Linked DNA regions of Homo sapiens: region 2 is linked to region 1. A link is an interaction called in ENCODE POLR2A ChIA-PET data of the cell type or tissue named here. Cell type or tissue: MCF 10A. All regions are shown on one strand. Links, peaks and the distances in the headings refer to the core of each region. The heading gives the core; the rest is flanking DNA. Region 1 overlaps RCSD1 (RCSD domain containing 1). Region 2 overlaps CREG1 (cellular repressor of E1A stimulated genes 1).

Evidence for each region. ChIA-PET counts read pairs that join two places held together with the same protein. Peaks named below come from ENCODE experiments on the same cell type or tissue, not always from the same donor. Only the 100,000 strongest peaks of a DNase experiment are listed, where the experiment ranks them.
Region 2: POLR2A ChIA-PET joins it to region 1 with 5 read pairs; 3 of 35 experiments call an interaction of 5 or more read pairs at or near these places.

Annotation. Positions count from the first base shown.
Region 1 is chr1:167,661,003-167,665,393 of GRCh38, reverse strand. The region is part of intron 1 of RCSD1 (RCSD domain containing 1); the gene reads right to left. Among named protein-coding and RNA genes, the nearest start is that of RCSD1, 33 kb to the right of the region's middle. RefSeq lists an enhancer at 2,255-2,354. In MCF 10A, for the core only: no CTCF peak of the experiment used is centred there; DNase peaks (open chromatin) are centred at 1,083, 1,783, 2,193 and 3,633.
Region 2 is chr1:167,538,685-167,543,075 of GRCh38, reverse strand. It overlaps CREG1 (cellular repressor of E1A stimulated genes 1), which reads left to right. Exons shown (of 4, transcript NM_003851.3): 4 at 775-2,063. The coding sequence ends at 778. Among named protein-coding and RNA genes, the nearest start is that of CREG1, 13 kb to the left of the region's middle. RefSeq lists an enhancer at 2,574-3,074. In MCF 10A, for the core only: a CTCF peak has its summit at 2,549 (motif pointing right); DNase peaks (open chromatin) are centred at 205, 1,245 and 2,515.

The DNA of each region.
Region 1 (4,391 bases), core at 203-4,202:
ACCTAGAAATAACTCAAATGTCCATCAATGGGTAAGTAGACAGACAAATTGTGTTATACGTACATTATGGAATACTATTCAGCAATAAAAAGGAACAAACTACTGATACACACAGCAACATGCATGAATCTGAAAAGCATTGTGTTAAGTGAAAGAGGTCAGACAGAAATGACTTCCCGTATGGTTCTATTTACATAACATTCTTTAAAAGGCAAAACTATAATAACAGAAAGAAGATCACTGATTGCGTGGGACCAGTGGTGGGGGCAGGGAATTGACTGTAAAGAGTGTGAAGGGTCTTTTGGGGTGATAGAAATGCTCTATATCTTCTTCTTCTTTTTTTTTTTTTTTTTGGTGACACAGAGTCTCACTTCATCACCCACGCTGGAGTGCAGTGGCACGATCTCGGCTCACTGCAACCTTCACCTCCTGAGTTCAAGAGATTCTCGTGCCTCAGTCTTCTGAGTAGCTCGGATTACAGGCATGCGCCACCACGCCTGGCTAATTTGTATTTTTAGTAGAGACAAGGTTTCTCCAGGTTGGTCCGGCTGGTCTTGAACTCTTGACCTCAGTTGATCCACCCGCCTTGGCCTCCCAAAGTGCTGGGATTCTAGGCGCGAGCCACTGCACTGGGCCAATTTTTGTATTTGTAGTAGAGACAGGGTTTTGCCATGTTGGCCAGGCTGGTCTCAAACTCCTGACCTCAAGTGATCTGCCAGCCTCAGCCTCCCAAAGCACAAGGATTACAGGCGTGAGCCATAACAGCCAGCCAGAAATGCTCTATACCTTGATCATGGTCTACATCTCGTGGTGGTGGCTATATGACTGTATACATTTGTCAACACTCATCAATGTATACACTTAAAAGGGGTGAATTTTATTGTAGATATATTTTACCTCAAAAAGGTGATTAAAACATTTTAAAGTGCTCATGATAGTTCAAATACAAAAGTTGAGGTGCACTCAGGCTGCAGGAGGTCTTTCATTTGCCCTAGGGCTAGGAACCTGGCTTGGTCTCAGGATGCCAGCTCTGTGTGCCTCAGGGCGTGAGCAGGAATGCGCTGTGGCTGCAGGAGGCTGGCAGCCTCTGGTAGCTGCTGGGAGTAGGCCACATCCAGCCACTCCTGTCCAGCCCAGGGCAGCTGCCAGGACTCATGCAGCAAGATAGTGGAGACAGCACAGAATTTGGAGCTTGGCAAGACCAGGTTTGGATCCCACTCTGTAATTGACGGGTTGTGGGATCCTAGGCAATTGACTTAACTGTTCAGACTCTCATCTGTAAAATGAGGATAATAACACCCCCTACAAGGTCATGGGGATACTAGGAGATGGTGTTTGATTAGACAGTTTGGGTTCACATCCAGACCTTGCCTTTTACTAGATGTGTGATCTTAGGCAAGACACTTGACCTTATTGAGCCTTAGTTTCCCCACTTGTAAAATAAACATTTATAATAGCACTTATTTTTTAGAATTGTGATAAAGCCCAAATGAGATATTGCATATAAAGCCCCAGCACAGTGCCTGGCACATAATAAGCTCTCCCCTCATTTTAGCTATTGTTGTTGTCACCTAAGATACCAACTGGCACACAGTAGGTGTTAGTCAAAATGTGGGCTCCCTTGCACTCTTCGTAGAGATACCAGGCTGTTGCCAGTTTGGCCCTGAAGAATTCTAAGGGGGTGGCAGGGATCTGCTGTTGCCAAGTCATTTTCATTCCCATCTTGCAGAATAGGTTGGCAGAGCAGATGGGCTGGCATTGCATCTTCATGTCGGAGGAATTTACAAATGGGAGTCTTTGGAACCACAAGAGCAAGCTGGAGTGTGATTCTGGCCTCCAGCCATGAGGACACTCTCTCAGAGAAGGGCCATTTGTGTGCTGGGGTCATTTGGATGTCTCCAGGCTGTGGGGTAGGGTAATGGGTCAGGATCAGCCTTCAGAGGGAAGACTGCTTGTGGCTTCTGCAGGTTGGGGAGGGTCTTGCCGTTACCCAGGCGTATGGTATGAAGGGGCCATAAAGGGCAAGTCCAGTGCAGCTGGCTAGTGCAGCTGGCCTCAGGGGTGTGGCCACAGTTTGAGGGCTGTGCCTGCCCCTGCAGGTCTAGGCCTGATGGGGATAATTTCTCAAGTGAGGGCAGGGGCTCTCAAAGGCTTCTGTGGGTGAATGGCCTGAGTAGTTCTCCAGGGAACACAATGGTCTAGGGAGTGGGACTACGGGGTTAAGTCTCTGAGCAGACAAGCCCTGTCCTGCAAAGTTAGAAGGGAAGATCCAGATGAGTCATTTCAAGAGCTGAGCAGCTGGGAGGCAGGCGAGGCCACTGACCCAGCAGTCAGAGGAGCGGCGTGAACTCACTGGCCCTGATGACCTTCTGCTTCATCTGTGAGATGAGGGGCTTGCAAAGGACGCTTCCTAAGACCCACGCTGCTGGCTTGCTCTTCATTTTTAACATAACGTAAGAAGAAAATTGGGAAAACTTGGGTTATCTTTCTTATGTAGATGAAAATAGAGGTGGATAATGGATAACCTAAATAAGTTCAGGCAGAATCGCAAGAAACTCGGCCAGGGAACTCAGGGATGCCAAGCAAACCCAGCGCTTGCTACAGCCCCAACATCTTCACACTCAGCTCTTCCAAGTAAAGAATCCCATCCCTCCTCCTCCTCTTCCTTCCTAAGAAGATTTTAGGAGTGGAACTCCCTGCCTTTCTTAAATCAGGAATAAAATGCCCAATATGATACGGTCCTTTTATTCCAAATTAGCAAGCTGAGGCCAGCCGTTCTTTCGAAAAGGAGAGTTTCTGGAAAGCAGATGGCATGGCTCAAATAGCCTAGGAGGTGTCCACAAGCAATTATAGAGGAAAGTGGATGAAAAACTGGTAATGAAGAACAGTGACCAAGATGATCAAGGGACACAAGGCCAGAAGAAGTATAATTGTGAACGGGGAGAAGAAAAAAAGAAATGAGGAGGCAGAAAGAGAAAGAGAGAAAGAGAGAGACAGCAAGATCAAGACAGCCTGCATATACCACATACACACACGAGTGTGCTGCCTGCACACCCCAATCCCCCAGCACCCCAGGGGATTGCTGCTACCCAGCTAGGGAAAAAATAACCTTCACTTTGGTTTCATCAGAAAAGTCATAAAAGATGGAATGAAGATTTTGTTTTCTTTCCTGTTACTTTTTTGCCATCTGCTACAGCAAGGGCACAGGCCCAGCCCCTTGGCCAGCTTGAAAGCCTCATGGTTCTGAAGCAGGAAGGGTCAAGGCAGGAAGCAGGGGCTCTAAGAATAGAATGGGTCATCTAGGGAAGCTTTTGGAATAGATACAGACAGGGCTTTTCACTAATCCCCTAGGGTGAGTGACTGGGGCACTCCTCACTCCCTCAGGGGGCTCCCAGACTCTAAGCAGAGGTTAACATACAAGGTTGCTGCACAGATCAATCTGTGCATTATATTCCTCATGGGAAACCCAAGAAGGGTCCTCCTTATAGTGAGCACAGAAATATAATGGCCCCTCAGCCCAAGAAGCAATGAATGCAAGATCTAAGATACAAATAAGCCAATCTTCTCTTGCTACACTCCCATCAGCATCTGTACTATCCTCCACCAAAGGCATGAGGAATCTCTTTTTGGATACTGGCCAATCTGCTCCTTGTGTAGTTATTTGGGCAGATGACTCACAAGATTTTATATATATTAATCGACAGCGGAACTGTGGACAGCCCAGGCAGTACTTTATCCCACCACCTCAGCACATCCACATCCACTTCCTAGTGGCCTCCAGGAGCCCAGGATGGTGGCTGCTGTGGCTTTTGCAGGAGAGGTGGCTCCACTCTTAGTGGCTTCCAGCCACTACACCCAGAGAGGATCCAGGATTGCAAAAGGACCTTCTAGATCCCTACAGAAAGCAGAGAGCAGAAATGGTGTTCATTTCCACCCCAGGGTCAGCACAGTGCTGGCAGTGAGGCCAGACTGGCCCATGCTTGTCTGTCTGCGATCAGCCTAACGTCCAAGCACAGGCTGGCATGGAAGATCCAGAACTAGGCCCTCAACCAGGGACTCCACCAGGGGAGGATGTGGAGTTAGAAGTGCAGGGTCTAGTCCCAGACCTGCACTTCACGGCAGGGACCCTGGACAAGCTACCTATCTTTTCTCGACTTCATTTTCTTCCTCTGTAAAATGGGGATGATATCTACTACATAGGATTATAATGAAGATAAGTCACAATGTGTATGGTAAGTGCCTTATAAACCAATGTTTATTTAAAAATAAGGAAATCCCAATATGTATTATTCCTATTTTCAACTGATTTTACTTAATGTGGTTAGGGGCAGGCCCATGTTGGGGATAGAACATGCTTGATAGTCAAGATCAAGCAGGGACTTCTTTAGGCC
Region 2 (4,391 bases), core at 147-4,146, 120 kb after region 1:
CAGGGTTTCATCATGTCAGCCAGGATGGTCTCAATCTCCTGACCTCGTGATCTGCCCGCCTCGGCCTCCCAAAATGCTGGGATTATAGGTGTGAGCCACCGCGCCCGCCCAACAAGCAGTTCTTATAAGCATAAGCATTGCTTTTGACCACTGTTAAGTCTGGGCAGCAGCATGTTTGTGCTAAGCCTCATTTTATCTCCTCTGGCGCACATCCGGATATTTCCTAGCAAACACACAGGTAACAAAAGGTCATGGATTACAGACTTGCCCAGTCTTGATACCTAGAGATGGATTCCCTGGTTGGTGGCAGCAGAAAGGGGGAAAGTTCACCTCCCAGCTGTGGTCACTATCACTGGGCAATGGCTAATCACTGCTCTTCTGCCCTGATGTTCAGGACCCCTTCTGTTCTCAACTATTTTTGTCTTTTAAGCCTTCAGATACTCTTAAATGAGATAACAACAGCAGCCACGGCAGTGGCCTGCTTCTTGCTACATCCTAGTAGCGTTTATCAGTGTGTCAGAATCATACTTGGAGAGGAGGGTTATTGCTAAAATGAGGATTCCTAGGCCCCACCCTCAACCTATTGAAACCGAAACTCAGGAGTCTGCATTTTAACAAACCCAAGTGGTTATTTAGTATATTCTAGTGGTTGAAATGAACTGAAAATCTTAATTTAGATCAGAAATTTTATCTAGTCCTTCCCTAGAATGAATTAATTTTTAAGATTTGTTAACCCAGTTTAACAAAATAATTCTTCTCTGTTCCCCTTTCTAGGTGAAGCAGACTGTGGTGAATTTAGCAACACTTATGAAGTTTCTTAAAGTGGCTCATACACACTTAAAAGGCTTAATGTTTCTCTGGAAAGCGTCCCAGAATATTAGCCAGTTTTCTGTCACATGCTGGTTTGTTTGCTTGCTTGTTTACTTGCTTGTTTACCAATAGAGTTGACCTGTTATTGGATTTCCTGGAAGATGTGGTAGCTACTTTTTTCCTATTTTGAAGCCATTTTCGTAGAGAAATATCCTTCACTATAATCAAATAAGTTTTGTCCCATCAATTCCAAAGATGTTTCCAGTGGTGCTCTTGAAGAGGAATGAGTACCAGTTTTAAATTGCCCATTGGCATTTGAAGGTAGTTGAGTATGTGTTCTTTATTCCTAGAAGCCACTGTGCTTGGTAGAGTGCATCACTCACCACAGCTGCCTCCTGAGCTGCCTGAGCCTGGTGCAAAAGGATTGGCCCCCATTATGGTGCTTCTGAATAAATCTTGCCAAGATAGACAAACAATGATGAAACTCAGATGGAGCTTCCTACTCACGTTGATTTATGTCTCACAATCCTGGGTATTGTTAATTCAACATAGGGTGAAACTATTTCTGATAAAGAACTTTTGAAAAACTTTTTATACTCTAAAGTGATACTCAGAACAAAAGAAAGTCATAAAACTCCTGAATTTAATTTCCCCACCTAAGTCGAAACAGTATTATCAAAACACATGTGCACACAGATTATTTTTTGGCTCCAAAACTGGATTGCAAAAGAAAGAGGAGAAGAATATTTTGTGTGTTCCTGGTATTCTTTTATAAGTAAAGTTTACCCAGGCATGGACCAGCTTCAGCCAGGGACAAAATCCCCTCCCAAACCACTCTCCACAGCTTTTTAAAAATACTTCTACTCTTAACAATTACCTAAGGCTTCCTCAACTGCCCCAAATCTCTTAATAGCTTCTAGTGCTGCTACAATCTAAGTCAGGTCACCAGAGGGAAGAGAACATGGCATTAAAAGAATCACATCTTCAGAAGAGAAGACACTAATATTATTACCCATATACATGATTTCAGAAGATGACATAAGATTCCTCTTAAAGAGGAAATGTCAGGAATCAAGCCACTGAATCCTTAAAGAGAAAAGTTGAATATGAGTCATTGTGTCTGAAAACTGCAAAGTGAACTTAACTGAGATCCAGCAAACAGGTTCTGTTTAAGAAAAATAATTTATACTAAATTTAGTAAAATGGACTTCTTATTCAAAGCATCAATAATTAAAAGAATTATTTTAATGAAATGTGTTGGATTCGTTTTCTTAAACATAGACATTAATATTTATTACACTTTGTTTTATTGTCTACTGTCGAAATAGCATGTTCCTAAATCAGTCACTGGCTGTTTCAAAACTTGAAGTGAATAATACCACTCTTTCTAATTGGCAAAAAGCTCATTGTGTCCTAAAATTCTGGGCATGGCCAGATCTAGCCTTTGTCACAGGTTCTGCCTCAGGGATTTGGTTGCCAGTGTACCTTGTGATAGAATTAGGTTGAGGGCAGCTATTTGGTTTTCTCCCTTTACCCACTTAGTGAGTTTTTTCTCCAGCATTTGGAACCACATAAATACATATCGACATTCAGGTAAGATCTAGTTATCATACAGAGTAAAGTCAACCAGTGTTTCACAGCAGGCAGATTCTTTTATAATTGAATGTGCCAGAATATGTCACTGTTAATATTCCAGTTAGCCACTAGGGGGCACTGGACTACTCTTTGTGCAAGTTTGGGTTTCTTACACAGCCAAATCAAGCCCCTAGGAATAATGCTCTGGGTTAGGAGCTGGAGTAAATGCAGCTCAGCAGGGGCAAGAGGAGAAGCAGAGGCCTGATTTGCTGCTGCTGCTGCTGCTGCTGCTGCTGCTGCTGCTAGGTTTTCCTGGGTTTATCATTCCCTCCACACCATGTGCTTCTACATCAGGCTTCTGGTCTCCTTGCACCCCACCTGCTGCAGAAGGAGAACAGATCCCTGGGCTCAAACAGCTAGGAGATGAGTATCTTAGACTGGGGTGGGGAGGGGGAGTCAGCCTTGGTGCAGAGAGCAGGACAGGCCCTGATAGAGAAAGATAAAAGTGTAAAGAGGGGCCGGGCGCGGTGGCTCACACCTGTAATCCCAGCACCTTGGGAGGCTGAGGCAGGTGGATCACGAGATTAGGAGATCGAGACCATCCTGGCTAACACGGTGAAACCCCATCTCTACTAAAAATACAAAAAATTAGCCGGGCGTGGTGGCAGGCGCCTATAGTCCCAGCTACTCGGAAGGCTGAGGCAGGAGAATGGCGTGAACCCGGGAGGCGGAGCTTGCAGTGAGCTGAGACCGCGCCACTGCACTCCAGCCTGGGCGATGGAGCGAGACTCCGTCTCAAAAAAAAAAAAAAAAAAAAAAAAAAAAGTGGAAAGAGGGAGTAGCTCAGGATCCTGAAGCTACAGAGTCCAGACAGCTGCGTTTGGCAGATGCTATCTTGACCATCCTTCTGCACTCAGCTGGTCAAGGCCATTTGTCTTTACCAACCATGGCCAATAATCATAGTTTATTCTGTGTTCTAGTCCAGGTTCAAAGTCCTTGACAGGTATGTGGGGGAGTGGAGAAAAATCTTTATGAAATGTGACGAAGTTCAATGAAATAAATGCATCAGATATTCTGAGGAGGTTGCTAGTGTGATGTTCCCTTCTTAGTAGTATTTAGACTGAAGATCACAAAGTAATTGAAAAGGAGACTACTTTCTTTTAAGGGAGCATGTTTTTCAGTTTTAGTACTGAGGAAATAATGCTCTAATTTGTGTAATGCTGGTTGGTCAGTGTTTCCTAGGGGAATTCCAAACTGTCACTTCAAAACCAAGTGTTCTATAAATATTATTAGAGAAGATAATTATAATTTAATTATAATTCCTTTTGGAATTAAGGGGGGTACAAATCAGTAAAATGTAAATTTTTCAGTTTTTTCTTTAAGATTTATTGTAAGACATTTGTATAGGAAATGTGGAGAATAAAAAGTTTGACATTTATAACCTCACCAACCAGCATGGTTGCTAATATTTTGGGTGTGTTTTCTTGGGAGTGATGTTTAAACATAGTCAAGATCTTGCTGTTTAATGAATGTGTATCATGCTTCTTTCACTTTATCATAAACAACCGTGTTCCTAGAAGCCATTCACGAGGATGGCTGAGAATGGCTGCAGAATATTTCATCAGATCAATATAAGCAGGCCACCAAATAATGGTCTGCATTGGGACTCTGTTGCTAGTGACAAGAAACCTAAGTCAAAGTTGTTTAAACAAAAAGAGTTCATTGATCTTATATTATTCAGAACTTGGCTTTCATTTCCTGGCTCCTCTTTCTGCCGTGTTAGTTTTCATTGCAGCCAGCAATCTTACCACCAAGAGGATGTGTCCTTCCTAGCTGGGCCCTAGCCATTCCCGAATAATCACTGTGTCTGGGAATGGGGTGCCCTCTTTGGCCGAACTTGAGTAGTGTGGCTTCTCCTGGAGTTGCGGGTTCACTCAGCACCATCAGAATCACAGAGACTGGGAGAATGTAGAAGGGGGACTCCTGCAATGAAAAGAGTGCTTATG